Regions from separate parts of the Homo sapiens genome. Here region 2 is linked to region 1. A link is a loop called in an ENCODE intact Hi-C map of the cell type or tissue named here. Cell type or tissue: natural killer cell. All regions are shown on one strand. Links, peaks and the distances in the headings refer to the core of each region. The heading gives the core; the rest is flanking DNA.

Region 1 (8,000 bases), core at 1-8,000:
TCATTGTTCTCTAGGCTGGGAAGTTCAAGAATTATTGTCTCAGCATCTGTTCAGTTTCTGGTGAGGACTTTTGAACTAGGTCAAAACATCATGGAAGGTCAAAGGGTAAGTGGGTATGAGTGAAAAGGCAAAATCTAAGAAACATCCTGGCTGTATAACAACCCACTCCCACAGCAACTAATCTAATATCACCACAGCAAGAACTTACTACTTTGAGGTAGCACCAAGACATTCATAAGGGATCTTCCCCCATGACCCAAACACCTCCCACTAGGCCCTACTTCCCAATACCACCACATAGGAGACCAAATTTCTTTCTTTTTTTTTTTTTTTTTTGAGATGGAGTCTGGCTCTGTCGCCCAGGCTGGAGTGCAGTGGCGTGATCTTGGCTCACTGCAAGCTCTGCCTCCCAGGTTCACGCCATTCTCCTGCCTCAGCCTCCTGAGTAGCTGGGACTACAGGCGCCTGCCACCACGCCTGGCTATTTTTTTGTATTTTTAGTAGAGATGGGGTTTCACCATGTTAGCCAGGATGGTCTCGATCTCCTGACCTCGTGATCCTCCTGCCTCAGCCTCCCAAAGTGCTGGAATTACAGGCGTGAGCCACCACGCCTGGCCTTCGGGGACCAAATTCCAACATAAGTTTCGGTGGGGACAAACTCAAAGCATAGCATGCAGCATCACTTCTGCCATATTCCTTTCATCAAGAAAGTCACAAAGGCCCACCCAGGGTCAAGGGAGGTGACATGGACTGCACCTTTTTTAGTTTCAAAAATTTTTCAGACTTGTTTTAAAACCACCATAAGGAGAAAGAGGAGAATATACCCCTTCCAGCTCAGGGAGTTTGCTAGAAAGAGAGAAAGGAGATTTAGGGAAAGCAAATTGTCAGATGTGTATGTGTTATGGATCACTACCAAACCTCCTTAGCTCATAAGATCAAAGAAGTATCAGGTGGGACAAGGGTCAAGAGGAAAGCCAAGAGTAGAGGTGCTGTTGCCACTTTCAGATTCACTCTGGAAAGATGTCATCACATAGAGGGACAACAATGAATGGCCACAGCAAAGTAAAAATAGGCAACACAGTATGGGTAGATAGTAAGAGGGCTTGCTTACCCAGAGTCTTCTTTGGCTCTCGGGTGTCACGGAAGAGACTTACAGGTTCCTGCCTGCATCATGAAGGTGGTGGAAAGAAGCTGATATTTCCATTTGCAAAGATGCCACACATCATTAGTGAGGTGACCCTGAAGAATCTTAAGCTGGGGGTCCCAGGGCCCCTCAGACCTTAGAAAGAAAGAACAGCAGCACCAAGAAAACTGAGGAGAGAATGAGTCTACAGAAAGGAAGTCCAGGCCAACTGAGCCCAGAGAACAGACTAAGTTCTCCAAAGTCAGGGCAGCAAAGCACCCCCAAACTCCACCACCTGACTAGACAGACAAATAGCATCACCATGGAGACTGGTGCAGCTGGAGTGCAATAGAACAACTTGGCCTCTCTTCTCTGCCACCTTGAGGTCACATGAGCCTCCCAATCCATCTAGGAGAGGGGCAGTTGAAGAGATAAAAATCTGAAAGTTCTCTAAGGAAGAGACGACCAAGGAGGGAACTTGAGCAACTAGGTAGGACCATTTCCTAGGATGGGAAGTCTAGAGAGGAACAGGTTGGGGAGAGTATAGGTAGGGTGAGGATTTATTTATTAGACAAAATAGGCCTGGCATAGTGGCTCACACCTATAATCTCAGCACTTTGGGAGGCTGAGGCAGGAGGAATGCTTGAGGCCAGGAGTTCAAGACCAGTCTGAGCAATACAGTGAGACCCTGTCTCTGCAAAAAATTTAAAAACTTAGCCAGATGTGGTGGCACATGCCTTTGGTCCCAGCTACATTAGAGGGTGAGGCGGGAGGATCGCCTGGGCCCAGGAGGTCGAGGCTGCAGTGAGCCATGATAGCTTCACTGCATTCCAGCCTGGGCAACAACAGAGTGAGACCGTGTCTCAAAACGGAAAGAAAAAATAAATAGATATGGAGATCAGGAAAAAAAAAAATAATCCTGCCAGATGTGGTGGTTCACATCTGTAATCCCAGCACTTTGGGAGGCCAAGGCATGAGGAACACTTGAGCCCAGGAGTTTGAAACGAGCCTGGGCAACACAGGAGGACATCATCTCTACCAAAAAAAAAAAAAAAAGAAAAAAAAGAAAGAAAATTTAATTAGCCAGGCATGGCAGCATGTGCCTGTATTCCCAGCTACTTGGGAAACTGAGGAAGGAGGATCGCTTGAGCCCAGGAGGTGCAGGTTACAGTCAGTCATTATTGCACCACTGCACTCTCAGCCTGGGTGACAGAGCAAGACCTTGTCTCAAAAAAAAAAAAAAAAAAAGCCACTTTGATACAGCGCTAAATGAAGCCCTCACTCAGGAGTTGATATTTAGGGTGAGATCTAAAATGTGTGAAGAGCCAGGAAAGAACATTCAGATTAATTGACCAATATGTTCCTGTGGATCAAATTCTTTAATTCTTTCTTCAGTTTAACAATTTATCCCTACAGGTCAAATTCCTCAATTATGATCAATCCCTGTAGGTCAAATTCAAATTTAATCTTTTTAGTAGTTTTATTTCTGATAAATTTTTTATTTCATTTCACCTCTCCCAATGGATAGTTTATTTCAAAACACACTGCAACCCATTATTGTCAATGCTTCAAACTTACTCCGATTCATGGGTCTGTGTATGATAGCACTCAGCCTCTCTCTGGTTTCCAACATGCTTGGGTTAACCGTAATGATCCCAACTTCCTTTTTTTGTCACTTCTTGGCGTCCACACCCAAAGCATGTAATCCTATTGGAACAAATGTAAAGCAAAGTGCAAGACAATGACTGGAGTTGGTTGAGATATATTGGACTCATGTTTGGCCAAATGTATGTGCCACAGTCAATTTGAAAATAATGCTTTCAATTCCCTTTTACTTCACATATCAGAACAATTTTCTATTAACTAATATGATGTTTTGACTTTTGGTTTTAGTATATTTTAGTACAAATATCCAGGGACAAACTCTTAGATTGAATACATCTAAGAGACAGACTTTCAATTCATCCAAATATTCCAGATAAAGGAAGCCATGGGTGTAAAGGTGATGGAGTCATCTGAAAGAGGTGGATTCATTGGCAGGTTTAAAGTCCTGGTACCTTCTTTCAATCTCAACTCCTATGAGAAAAATCAGGTCAGCTAAAAAGAGAAAAAAGGCACATTTCTTCCATCACATCTAAGTTATAATATGAAACACGGAAACCACTCCTTTGATTACCTCTCTCCCTTGGGTTCCCTCTGAGTTGTGAAGCCACTTCCTCCCCTGAGCCTCTGCACCTGCGGTTCCCTCTATCTGAAATGTTCTTCTCTGACTTTTCACACCTTTCAGTTCTCACCTTAAATGTCAACTCCTGAGTGAGGCCTTCATCGACTGCCCTATCAAAATAAGCCTACTCTTCTTTTTTCCAGTCTCTGTACAGTACCAATTTATTTCTTCATTACCCTTGATTCTTCACTGTACCCCCTCCAACCTGCGCCTCTCAAGACTTTCCCATTTCAGGAAATGGCCCTACCTATGTGCTTAAACCAAAAGCTTCAGTCCTTCTAATCACTCTCTCATTTACCCTCACCCCCACATCCAATTTAACCACAGCCCTGCCAGTTCTGTCTTTAAAATATATCCTAAACACATTCACTTCTCTTGCTGAGCCCTGCCACAAACCCTACTCTAGACCACATCCTTCTCATATGGTTTGGCTGTGGTGGCCCCATAACTAGCCACCTTTTCCACACCGTTCCACATCACATTCAACAAAACATTTTAAAAATATAAATTGTATCCCTCAGGTCCTCTGTAGACCTTTCACAGACTGAGGGTCTTCACTCAGCCCACAAGGCCTGCAGAATATGCCATGCCAAGCCCTCACCTAACACTGAGCTGTGTTCTACTCTGAACTGACTAGTCATCCTCCTACCTCAGGGCTTGGCTCTTCCTCGACCTGTGAGAACCTCCTCCATTATCATAACAAAGATGATGAGTACTTTTCATCATTCAGGCCTCAGCCTAAATGTCACCTCCTTGAAAAAATTCTCCCTGAACACCCCCTTCCTCCCAATCAGAATTCTCTTCTTTGTTCTTCTTTTCTTTAGTGCACTTACCACTGTGATGAAATTGCTAGTTAATCCAAAAGTGTAGTCTTTTCTAATTCCTCTTCCACATACACACTATGTAAGACCCCTGGGAGCAGGTCCCAATATCCCCAGCACTCAGAACAATACATATCTGGCTCATAGGTGCTTAGATTGAACAAGTAACAAACAACTGAATGAACGAACAGCTTGAAAACCACTTATTCCCTGAAAGAGGAGCATCTTCTTCTGGTCTTGTTTTCCTCATCTGTGAAATGAGGCTATTGAATAAGGGAATCTCCAGAGCTCTTTTTAGCCTAAATGGCTGGGAGTCTTGCTGTAATTGAAAGGGCACCCAAGTAGTTGGTTCAGTGAGGCCATATTTTCTCCACAGACAGTTTAAATGGCTATTTCAATGTTCTCCTAAAGTATGAATTAGTTACTGGAAAGATCGTATAACTTTATTAGTTAATAATATGTGAGAGTTAATAATTGCCAATTAAGTAAAAAGGACCAAGTAAAATGTAAGTCCATCATTACAACAAATGTTGAAATAAATTGCTTGTGATCAAGGGTCTATTCATATCTGGCATTTAGTTTTTTTTGAATTTGGCTTCTCTGGGCTAGAGCCCAATACTTAAACACAAGAAAATACAGAATCAAGACTCCATTAACTGCAAATGGTTTGTTGTGTTCCTAATGGGGCAATATTCTTTATTGTCAGTTGTACTTGATTTCCAGTTTCAATTCATTTTTCAAGTTCTTCCTGACAAAACACTATAGTGGAAGAAATAATCTTATTTTGGCAGAGTTTCCAGCTATATGACTTCAGCTTACTACCTCCCAGGAAATGGCAGTAGGACTCAAAACTTAAAGTCGTACTCTCCATTCCAAAGAGAAGTTCCCTTGGAAGAACTACACACTAACTCTAAACTCTCTTTAAGCTTCAAAGCAAGCACATTTTGTGCCAGTCCCCATGGTCCATTTTTATCATACAGGCATACCCAAAAGATATTGCAAGTCTGGCTCCAGACCATGGCAATAAGGTGAATATTGCCATAAAATTAGCCACATAAATTTTGTGTTTTCCAGAGCACATAAAAGCTATGTTTACATTATATTATAGTCTACTAAATGTGCAATAGCACCATGTCTAAAATAACAATGTACATACTTTATTAAAAGATAATTTATTGCTAAAAAAAAAAATCTGAGCCTCCACTGAGTAGCAATCTTTTTGCTGGGGAAGGGTCTTGCCTCAATGTTGATGACTGCTGACCAAGCCGGATGATGGTTTCTAAAGGTTGGTGTGGCTGTGGAAATTTCATAAAATAAGACAACAATGAAGCTTGCCACTTCGATTGATTCATCCTTTCATGAAAGATTTCGCTGTAGCATGTGTTGCTGTTTATAGCATTTTACTCTCATAGAGCTCCTTTCAAAATTGGAGTCAATCCTCTCAAGCCCCTCCACTGCTTTATCAACCAAGTTTATGTAATATTCTAAATTCTTTGTTGTCATTTCAACAATGCTCACAGCATCTTCACCAGTAGTAGAGTTCATCTCAAAAAAACACTTTCTTTGCCCGTCTGTAAGAAGCAACTCTTCATCCGCTAAAATTTGATAATGAGATTACAGCCATTCAGTCACACCTTCAGGCTACACTTCTAATTCTGGTTCTTTTGCTAGTTCCACCATATCAGCAGTTACTTCCTTCACTGAAATCTTGAACTCTGCAAAGTCATCTATGAGGGTTGGAATGAATGCCTTTCACACTCCTGTTAATGATGTTTTCACTTCCTCCCATGAATCACAAATGTTGTTAATGGCATCTAGAATGGTGAATCTTTTCCAGAAGCTTTTTAGTGTATTTTGCCCAGATCCACCAGATGAATCATTATCTATGGCAGCTATAGTCTTACAAAATGTATTTCTTAAATAATAAGACTTGAAAGTTGAATTAGTCCTTGATCCATGGACTGAAGAATAAATATATTAGCAGGCATGAAAACAACATTCATCTCCTTGTATATCTTCATCAGAAATCTTAGATGACTGGGTGTATTGGGTGTATTGAAAGGAATCTTCTTTTCTGAGCAGTAGGTCTCAACAATGGACTTAAAGTATGTAGTAAATCACACTGTAAACAGATGTGCTGTCATCCAGGCTTTGTTGTCCTATTTATAGAGCACAGGCAGAGTAGACTTAGCATAATTCTTAATGATCTAGGTTTTTCAGAATGGTAAATGAGCATTGGCTTCAACTTAAAGTCACCAGCTGCATTAGCCCCTAACAAGAGTCAGCCTGTCTTTTGAAGCTTTGAAGCCAGTCATTGACTTCTCTTGTCTAGTTATAAAAGCATCTTTTTCCAATGGAAGGCTATTTTGTCTACAGTGAAAATTTGTTGTTCAGTGTAACCACCTTCATCAGTGATTTTAGCTAGATCTTGTGGGTAATTTGCTGCAGCTTCTACATCAGCACTTGCTACTTCACCTTGTACTTTTATGTTATGAAGATGGCATCTTTCCTTAAAGCTCTTGAACCAAGCTCTGTTAGCTTCAAACCTTCCTTCTGCAGCTTCCTCACCTCTCTCAGCCTTCATAGAATTGAAGAGAGTTTGAGCCTTGCTCTGAATTAGGTTTTGGCTTAAGGAAATGTTGTGGCCAGTTTGATCTTCTATCCAAACCACTGAAACTTTCTCCATATCAACAATCAGGCATTTTATTTTCTTATCGTTTGTGTTCATTGGAGTAGCATTTCTGATTTCCAAGAACTTTTCCTTTGCATTTACAAGTCAGCTAACTGTTTGGCTCAAGAGGCCTAGCTTTTGGCCTGTCTTGGCTTTCAACATGCCTTTCTCACTAAGTGTAATCATTTCTAGCTTTTGATTTAAAGTGAGAGATGGGACTCTTCCTTTTACTTGAACTCTTAGCAGCCATTGTAAGGCTACTAACAGGCATAATTTCATTACTGTTTTGTCTCAGAAAATAGGGAGCCTGAGGAAAGGAAGAGGGATAGGAGAAGGGCCAGTCAATGGAGCAGTCAGAGCACACATAACATTTATCAATTATGTTCACTGTCTTATACGGTCACAGTTCATGGTGCCCCGAAATCATTATAATAGGAATATCTAAGATCACTGATCACAGATCAACATAACAGATACAATAATAATTTTAAAGTTTGAAATATGTTGAGAATTACCAAAATTTGTCACAGAGACACAAAGTGAGCACATACTGTTGGGAAAATGGCACCAATAGACTTGCTCAATGGAGGTTTGCCATAAAACTTCAATTTGTAAGAAACACATCTGTGAAGTGCAATAAAACAAGGTATGCCTGCACACCTCCTCTGAAGCTGTATGCCTAGATACATCCAGCTTCAGAGGCTAAAGGCATAAAAGAATAAGCTTTGAGATAAAGTAGAAGTTTGATAAGAAAATAGTAACCCAAAAAAATCTAAGACATCCATGGAAGCTTTCCCTATTCTCTTTCTCATCTTCTAAATCAAATCCATTTTTTAAGGGTCACTTTAAAAGTCACCTCCTCCAGGAAATATTTCCCTGGCCATTCAGGCCACTATAAAATCTCCTTCCTCTAAATTCCTGCCACACTTTGCTTGGAATTACTCAGTTCATTTGATTCAGGGATCATAAGTGTTTGCTTATATCTCCTTACCTCCCAGTAGACAATGTGCCATTTACCAAACTATCTTCCCTACTCCACCAGGCACTCAAAAGACAAGGACTTCCTCTTACCGAGAAAGCTCAGCAAAGCCTAATATCACACTTCTGTTTTTATGTTCAAAATCATTGTTGCCTTTATTCAAAGTATTAATAAAATACAGG
Region 2 (9,683 bases), core at 891-8,890, 86 kb before region 1:
GGTATCTGTTGCTTCTGTAGGGGTCAAGGGAAAACTTATCCTTAGCCCTCTGAAGATTCACTGAAAATCAGTGGACAAAAGACAGATTAACAGGAGAAAAGACATACAAATGTATTAATGTGCACGAGGGAGAATCAGAGTGATTACCCCACCACACAATGGGGTACAGATGACTAAATACTCCTTCTTCCCCCTCCTAGGGAAAAAGGAGGTGGGGAAATATGGATAATTTTAGTGGTGTAATAAATTATTTTTAGAGGAATTCAATGAGCTTGAACAATATACAACGGCCTGGGCCAAAGCCGGCTAGGCCAGCCCAAATAGTAGATAATGGTTTGTGACCAAAGTCTGTCCAGGTATATTGACAGAGTTCAGTCTTTCTTTCTGCATTATGAGCTCAGTTAATGAAAACTCAGGGTAGGGATCAGAGGTAAGAGGTAATTATTTTCTTCTTTGTCAGGTCTGGAGTTGAGGATTGAGAGAAAGGATTGTGGGGCGGCAGGGGTCGGGGGCTGGAGGGGGTTGGTCAGAGAGACCTTGAGGCTTCTGCTTTAGTTCAGCATGTCAAAGCACTATATTTTAAGGTATTAGTTTATCAGCCTCAACACTTCTTTTTTTAATTTTTTTTAACTTCATTTTATTTTAAGTTCCAGGATACATGTGCAGGACGTGCAGGTTTGTTACATAGGTAAATGTGTGCCATGGTGGTTTGCTGCACCTATTAACCCATCACCTAGGTATTAAGCCCCACATGCATTAGCTATTTATCCTGATGCTCTCCCTCCCCCAACCCCCTCCGACAGGCCCCAATGTGTGTTGTTCCTCTCCCTGTGTCCATGTATTCTCATTGTTCAGCTCCCACTTATAAGTGAGAACATGCAGTGTCTGGTTTTCTGTTCCTGCATAAGTTTGCTGAGGTTAAAGGCTTCCAGCTCCATCCATGTGCCTGCAAAGAACATGATCTCATTCCTTTTTATGGCTGCATAGTATTATTCCATGGTGTATTTGTACCACATTTTCTTTATGCAGTCTGTCGTTGATGGGCGTTTAGGTTGATTCCATGCCTTTGCTATTGTGAATAGTGCTGCAGTGAATATACATGTGCATATATCCTTATAAAGAATGATTTATATTCCTTTGGGTATATACCCAGTAATAAGATTGCTGGGTCAAATGGTATCTCTGGTTCTAGGTCTTTGAGGAATTGCCACACTGTCTTCCACAATGGTTGAACTAATTTACATTCCCACCAACAGTGTAAAAGTGTTCCTTTTTCTCCACAGCCTCACCAGCATCTGTTGTTTCTTGACTTTTAATAATCATCTTTCTAACTTGTATGAGATGGTATCTCATTGTGATTTTAATTTGCATTTCTCTAATGATCAGTAATGTTGAGCTTTTCTTCGTATGTTTGTTGGTCACATAAATGCCTTCTTTTGAGAACTGTCTGTTCATGTCCTTTGCCCACTTTTTAATGGGGTTGTTTTTTTCTCATAAATTTGTTTAAGTTCCTTGTAGATTCTGGACATTACACCTTTGTCAGATGGATAGATTTCAAAAATTTTCTCCCATTCTGTAGGTTGTCTGTTCATTCTGATGATAGTTTCTTTTGCTGTGCAGAGTTCTTTAGCCTAATTAAATCCCATTTGTCAATGTTTGCTTTTGTTGCAATTGCTTTTGACATTTTTGTCATTAAATCTTTTCCCATGCCTATGTCCTGAATGGTATTGCCTAGATTTCCTTCTAGGGTTTTTATAGTTTGGGGTTTTACATTTAAGTCTTTAATCCATCTTGAGTTAATTTTTGTATAAGGCATAAGGAAGGGTTCCAGTTTCAATTTTCTGCATATGGCTAGCCAGTTTTCCCAGCATCATTTATTAAATAGGGAATCCTTTCCCCATTGATTGTTTTTGCCAGGTTTCTCGAAGGTCAGATGGTTGTAGGTGTGTGGACTTATTTCTGAGATCTCTATTCTGTTCCATTGGTCTATGTGTCTGTTTTGGTACCAGTACCATGCTGTTTTTGTTACTGTAGCCTTGTAATATAGTTTGAAGTCAGGTAGCATGATGCCTCCAGCTTTGTTCTTTTTGCTTAGGATTGTCTTGGCTATATGGGCTCTTTTTAGGTTCCATAGGAATTTTAAAGTAGTTTTTCTAATTCTGCAAAGAATGTCAGTGGTAGTTTAATGGTAACAGCATTGAATCTATAAATTGCTTTGGGCAGTATGGCCATTTTCACGATATTGATTCTTCCCATGCAATTTGTTTGTGTCCGCTCTGATTTCCTTGAGCAGTACTTTGTAGTTATCCTTGAAGAGGTCCTTCACTTCCATTGTTAGCTGTATTCCTAGGTATTTTACTCTCTTTGTAGCAATTGTAAATGGGAGTTCATTCATGATTTGGCTTTCTGCTTGTCTATTGTTGGTGTATAGAAATGCTTGTGATTTTTGCACATTGATTTTGTATCCTGAGACTTTGCTGAAGTTTCTTAACAGCTTAAGAAGCTTTGGGGCTGAGATGATGGGGTTTTCTAGACATAAGATTATATCATCTGCAGAGACAGTTTGACTTCCTCTCTTCTTATTTGAATATCCTTTATATCTTTTTCTTACCTGATTGCTCTACCCAGAACTTCAATACTACACTGAATAGGAGTGGTAAGAGAGCGTATCTTTGTCTTGTGCTGGTTTTCAAGGGGAATGTTTCCACCTTTTGACCATTTGGTATGATATTGGCTTTGGGTCTGTCATAAATGGCTCTTATTATTTTGGGCTATGTCCATCAATACCTAGCTTATTGAGACTTTTTAACATGAAAGGATGTTGAATTTTACCAAAGGTCTTTTCTGCATCTATTGAGGTGATCATGTGTTTTTTGTCTTCAGTTCTGTTTATGTGATGAATTATGTTTATTGATTTGCATATGTTGAACCAGGCTTACATGACAGGGATGAAGTTGACTTGATCATGGTGGATGAGTTTTTTGATGTGCTACTGGATTCAGCTTGCCAGTATTTTGTAGAGGGTTTTTGCATCAATGTTCATCAGGGATATTGGCCTAAAGTTTTCTTTTTTTGTTGTATCTCTCTCAGGTTATGATATCAGGATGATGCTGGCCTCATAAAATGAGTTAGGGAGAAGTACCTCCTTTTCAGTTGTTTGGAATCATTTCAGAAAAAAATGGTACCAGCTCCTCTGTATCTCTGGTAGATTTCAGCAGTAAATCCACCTGGTCCTGAGCTTTTTTTGGTTGCTTTGCTATTTATTACTGCTGCAATTTCAGAACTTGTTATTGGTCTATTCAGAGATTCAATTTCTCCTGGTTCAGTCTTAGGAGTGTGTATGTGTCCAGGAATTTATCAATTTCTTCTAGATTTTCTAGTTTATGTGCATAGAGGTGTTTATAGTATACTCTGATGGTTGTTTGTATTTCTGTGGGTTCATTGGTGATATCCCCTTTATCATTTTCTATTGTGTCTGATTATTCTCTTTTCTTCTTTATTATTCTAGCTAGTGGTCTATTTTATTAATTTTTTCAAAAAACCGGCTCTTGGATTCATTTATTTTTTTGAAGGGTTTTCGTGTTTCTATCTCCTTCAGTTCTACTCCAATCTTGGTTATTTCTTGTCTTCTGCTAGCTTTGGGGTTTGTTTGCTCCTGGCTCTCCAGTTCTTTTAGTTGTGATGTTAGGGTGTTGATTTGAGATCATTCTAACTTTTTGATGAGGGCATTGGGCTATAAATTTCTCTCCTAACACTGCTTTAGCTGCATCCCAGAGATTCTGGTATGTTGTCTTTTTGTTTTCATTGGTTTCAAATAACTCTTTGATTTCTCCCTTAATTTCATTATTTGCCCAAGGAGTCATTCAGGCGCAAGTTGTTCAATTCCCTTGTAGTTGTGTGCTTTTGAGTGAGTTTCTTAATCTTGAGTTCTAATTTGATTGTGCTGTGGTCTGAGAGACTGTTAGTTAGGGTTTCAGTCCTTTTGCATTTGCTGAGGAGTGTTTTACTTCCAATTATGTGATTGATTTTAGGGTAAGTGCCACGTGGCACTGAGAAGAATTTACATTCTGTTGTTTTGAGGTGGAGAGTTCTGTAGATATCTATGAGGTCCACTTGATCCAGAGCTGAGTTTAAGTCCTGAATATCCCTGTTAATTTTCTGTCTCAATGATCTGTCTAATATTGAGAGTGGGGTGTTAAAGTCCCCCACTATTCTTGTGTGGGGGTCTAAGTCTCTTTGTAGGCCTCTAGGAACTTGTTTTTTGAATCTGGGTTCTCCCGTATTGAGTGCATATACATTTAGGATAGTTAGCTCTTCTTGTTGAATTGATCCCTTTACCATTATGTAATGCCTTTGTCTTTTTTGATCTTTGTTGGTTTAAAGTCTGTTTTGTGAGAAACTAGTCACTGAGTCACTGACTTCACTCTGTTGTGCCCCTGCAGATCATGGTGACTACTGGGGCATTAATTCTTCCCCAGGAGCACATGACTCTTTCAGCTCTAGGAGAAAAACTGGGGGTGGAAATGGTCATCTGTCTGGACAGAGCTTTATAACTTTAAAATACTGAGGTGTATGGCATATGGGCCTGCTTTCATACTGCTGAATCTGATCAAGCATCAACAATTTCCAAGAAACACCAGGTCAAAGAAACATGTTAAACCAAAAGCACTGTGATGTAATCAGCAAAATCCAGAATATGAAAAGTCTACAGGACAAATAACAAATGAATTGCAAGATGGTGGAAAAATGAGGCTGTAGAAACTATAAATTAAGAGAGATTTCAGAAACAATTCAACCAGCTACATTGTGCAGCCTTTGCTTGGATTGGAGTGAACTGATTGTAAAAATTATTCATGAAATATTTGGGATGAATTGAATACTGACTAAGGAATTATTGTTAATTTTTAAACATGTGGTAATGGTATTAAAGTTATATCCCTAAAAATAACTTTTACCTTTCAGAAATACTAATGGATGACATGATATGATCTCTGGGATTTGCTTCAAAAAAATCTAGTAGCAAGGGAGAGGAAGTGGGGACAGAGATGAAATAAGATTGGCCAGGAATTGATTTTTGATGAAGCAGGAACAAGAGATATGAGGACTTGTGATACTATTATTTTTAGTTTTACATGCATTTGTACATTTCTACAATTAAAATTTTAAAAATAAAGATTAGCTGGACACTTAATATGCGCCAGAGTGGTCAAGATCTACTATCACTGTCTTCATGGAATTTGGCATCCTTACTAGATAATTATTTTATACAAATACTTAAATAATTTCAACTGTACAGTCTGAGATTACATAACAGACCTGCTGATCACCTGTGAGTAAATAGAGAGGCAGCCCAGCAGCATGATGAGCCAGGCCTGGGTGTGAATCCTGGCTCCTTCTCCTTGTTTTCTGGTTGTGAAACGTTGGGCAGGTTACTGCACAGTTCTAAGCTTCAGTTTTCTCTTCTGAAAACTGACCAAAAAAATAGCATCTATCTCGCAAGTTTGTAGTGAGGATTAAATGAGGCAATATATGTAACGTGCTTAGCACTGAGCCCAGCAGATAGTAAATGCTGAACAAAGGCTAAGTACTGTGCTAATATTAGAGGAAGGAAGAATGCGAGGGTTCGGGGAGGACTTCTCTGAGGAAATGACATTTAAGCTAAGGCATTAGAAAGGAATAGTAATTATGTTAAGAAGTGGGCAAGGGAAACAGCACAGATAAGAAAGCATAACCTTTCCAGGGAGGGAGAAAAGACCCTCTTGAGAGTTAGTGAGAGGGCAAAGAGTAAAGAGGCACAAGAGGAGAGGGAGGAGCATGTCACATCAATTCCCAGCCTTAGAAGGCCACATCAAAGATGTGAGATGTTACCACATTTCCTCACTTCTAAGACACTGCCCACCCCACCTCATTTCAACAGCTCTGAAACCAGGATACCTGCTACAATCAAAGATGTGACATAGCAGCATTTTCTTTCCTGGTAGTTCACAAAATAAGGTGTGCCTTTCAAAAGACAGAACTCTCAGTTCTATAAAATGTGGTATTCTGAGAACAATGGAAAGAAAATAAATTGTGGTTGTTAGGTGGCACAGGGGCAGACTTATGTTCCTAAGAGGTTGTTCTGGCTTCATTGTAGAAGAAAGATTGAAGGGGTACATCTGGTGATGATCTTCTTTGGAAACAACAGTTTTTCAGAAGGACATTAGATCACTCACAAAATCATTAGAAGGGTGGGAGAAGCAGGTTCAAGACTAAACTTCTAGAAAAAACACTCAAAACTATGCCACAGAACTGGCCAGATAAGGAAATTGACCCCACTGCCACCACCACACCATCAAAGCCACTTCTGTGCCAGGAGCCTAACTTTGCAACCCCTGCCACTCCCAAGAACAGGCAGTCTCAGTCACCACTCTTGCTAGCAAAGTGAACTCCTCATGGATCCACCCTCCACCAGTTGCCCACTTCTAATCCAGCTGTCATGAGAGGGAGTGAATAGCTGTAAAGAAAGCTGAAGAAAGTTTTCTGAATTCTGTCTTGCAAATGTAGGACCCATAAACTAGAAAGTCTCCAAACAGCCAGGAAGGTCAGTGATTCCTACACAGCCAGGAAACATGGTGGACATCCAGTAGGAAAAAGCTGTGGAAGAGGGACCCCAGACAGGAGGCTTCTGTTGTGAAATGTGACTGAGCCCTCAGCTGCCAATGACCAGCTGAGGAAGTAGGCCTTTTATAACCAAGGTGGTGGGGTGGGAAGCATTCAGGCTGATATGCTTAGGCTGTGTCCCCACTCAAAATCTCATCTTGAATTGTGATACAAATTGTAATCCCCACGTGTTGGGGGAGGGACCTTGTGGGAGGTGATTAGATCACGGGGGTGGTTTCTCCACGCTGTTCTCATGGTAGTGAGTGAGTTGGCACAAGATCTGATGGTCTTATAAGGGGCTTGTTTGCTTCCTCTTCCACCATGATTGTAAGTTTCCTGAGGCCTCCACAGCCATGTGGAACTGTGAGTCGATTAAACCTCCTTTCTTTATAAATTACCCAATCTCAGGCAGTTCTTTATAGCAGCATGAGAATGAACTAATACACAGGTCCTGAGGCAGAGAAGCAGAAACAGGCTCAGTAAATATCTCAGTAGTTGACAGAACACAGGGAACATGCATGTTTTAACCACATTTTAAAACTTAAAGATCCCACAAATGTTGTGAAACCACAGTGATAAAAATAGCTTAAAAATCAAGTCAGACTCAAAATACAAAATACGTGGTAGCCCTTTGCATATATGATAGGGTGAAAAGACACACCAGTAGTCACTGACTTTGCTAACCTTATAAATCAGACAAATGATGATATCTTAGCCTCCCTCTTCTCCTTCCCTCTTCTCTCCTTCATTCCTTCTTTCCTTCTAGCTGAATTTATACACTAGACTAGAAGAAAAAATGAGTAGTTTGTGCAAATAAGTGCAATTCTATAGATATTTGAGCAAGTTTGTTTTTTTGAGCCAAAAGTTTTTCACACATTAAATAGGGACTTTATTTACATCACAACATTTATATATCAAGACAGTGCATTAGGAAAAGCAATTCTGAATCCAGAATGAGCTTTAATTTAAACATCACCTTACCAGCTGGGTGACTTTGAGCAAATCATTAAACCTTGCAGAACCTCACTGCCAGTTTTCTCACTTGTCAAACTGTAGTAAAACTACTCTGTTTGTTTTGCTGTGAAGATCAGCACAAATATTTGAAAAGTACTGGGAACATGATATGGTTCTCAGTTCACAGAAGTTACAATTGGTTATAGCCACCATTATTTCTATAATATCTATAAAGATTTAATTTCTTTGAGCAAAAACAGACATAATTCCTGATTTAAAATTTTTCACATTTTAGCATTTTATTAAAGATTTTGTTACATTAATTTTTATGGCAAATTTCTTCCTTTAACCTCAGGTAACAGCCACAGAAGTAGTAAGCAGTTAAAGTTCAACCCTAAATGTTGGTTTGATCATAAGATTGCCTTTGACTATTAAATTTTACTTATTTCTTGCATGCACTTTCAGACTGAATATTTTCTCTGTACATATGCATTTATTCAGAGAAGAAACGTGTATCACTTGGCATGTGCAAAATCCATCAGCTCTTGCAAGTTTAGTAATATGAATGTAAGGGAGGAATATTTCTCATCAGCACCACCTATCTTGCCTTCTCTCCTGGACCAATGGAAGAAGTGTCCCTTCTCCAATGGTCCCTCTCCCCTGGCACTGGAGTCCTGCTCTCCTCCCCCCTTTGCCTCCTAAAGGACAACATTCTAGCAATTCTCCCCTCTCTTTCCTACATCTTCAGTTTCTTCTGCACTACCAGATTATTCCCTTGAGCATAAAATATGCCTTACTGTCATCTATTTTTCAAGAAGACAACTCTCCCTTGATCCTATGACCCCATTCAGCTTCCTTCATCTCCCCTTTACAGCAAACTTCTAAGGAATTGACTAATCTTCAGCTTCCATTCTTTTTCCAGCCCACTCTGCTCCTCTCTCATCCCCACCATACCCATGAATCAACTCTTACCAATCGCCTTGGCCACACTAAACCCAGCGGTCAGTGCTTTGTCTTCATCTAACCTGACCTCTCACACCATTTTGATTCAGCTGCCCACACTCATCTGCCCAAATCACCTTTTTCTCTTAGCACCTATGACTTTTCACTCCTAGTTTTCCATTTCCAACTCACTTTTTTTCTTCTATGCTCAGTTGCTAATGATAGCAGCCTAGGGCTAAGTCTTTAGCCCTCTTCACATTTCCAGCTTCCCCACTCACACTCACACTCCACGCCATCACAGTGTTCATCTCACTCATGATTTTAAATGCTTCTATTCACTGATGACAACCGTATTTATTTCTCCAGCTCCAATTTATCTCCTGAGCTCTGGCTTCATAAATATAATTATTGAACAAACATCTACATTTGAATGTCGAAGTTAACATGTCCAAAAAGGAAGTCCAAATTTTTCCTTAATAATCTCCAGCTCTTGATTATGTACATGGGGGAAAAAAGGATCTAAGGATACTAGCTGTTTTGCAAAAGTCCCTTTAAAAATATTTAGGTTCTGTAGATTATTCAACAAACACTCTATTGCAGACACTGAGCTGAGTATCAAAAAAGTATGAGATGGAACCTCCACCATCAAGAAGCTCAATATAGTATAAAGCCATAGCTTTGACATCTGTTACTTACCAATTGTCTAAACTTGGCAACTTCTTGCCTTCAGTTTCCTCATCTGTAACACAGGAACAATAAAAATAATAATCATACTTTCCTCATATGGTTGCTATGAGACATAAATAAAATTTTATACATATAGATGATTCCAATGCCTGGCACATAAAAAACACTCAATAAATGTTAACTTTTAAGCAAGTAGCTAAAATTGTATGCTCCATTGTCACCTGAAATTAAAAGTGTCCTTTTTTATGCCTGGAAGGGGAGACAGACCTACAGTATAAATAAATATGGAATTTATGCAATACTTATGAGTGATACATAAAATAAATTCTGAAAAAAAATGTTCTCCTACAAAAAGTCCAAACCAGACAAGTGCCACATAAATGTCAACTGCATGAGATGCAGTTTTCTCTATCCTCTGCCTGCTCCTTTTAACTTGTTTCATCTTTGCCTATTGTCATCTC

The links. Hi-C counts contacts between places; a loop is a spot of excess contacts. Peaks named below come from ENCODE experiments on the same cell type or tissue, not always from the same donor. Only the 100,000 strongest peaks of a DNase experiment are listed, where the experiment ranks them.
Region 2: it touches region 1 in a loop (4-fold over the local background); 23 of 110 quality-filtered maps call a loop at or near these places.

Annotation. Positions count from the first base shown.
Region 1 is chr3:161,306,705-161,314,704 of GRCh38, reverse strand. It overlaps LOC112268450 (a long non-coding RNA gene), which reads right to left. Exons shown (of 2, transcript XR_002959658.2): 2 at 2,702-2,830. Among named protein-coding and RNA genes, the nearest start is that of SPTSSB, 61 kb to the left of the region's middle. In natural killer cell, for the core only: no CTCF peak of the experiment used is centred there; DNase peaks (open chromatin) are centred at 3,364 and 3,714; H3K27ac peaks cover 1,858 bases; H3K27me3 peaks cover 202 bases.
Region 2 is chr3:161,391,513-161,401,195 of GRCh38, reverse strand. LOC107986150 (a long non-coding RNA gene) reads right to left here. Exons shown (of 3, transcript XR_007096152.1): 2 at 9,232-9,274. Among named protein-coding and RNA genes, the nearest start is that of SPTSSB, 25 kb to the right of the region's middle. In natural killer cell, for the core only: no CTCF peak of the experiment used is centred there; a DNase peak (open chromatin) is centred at 5,865; H3K27ac peaks cover 933 bases; H3K27me3 peaks cover 1,000 bases.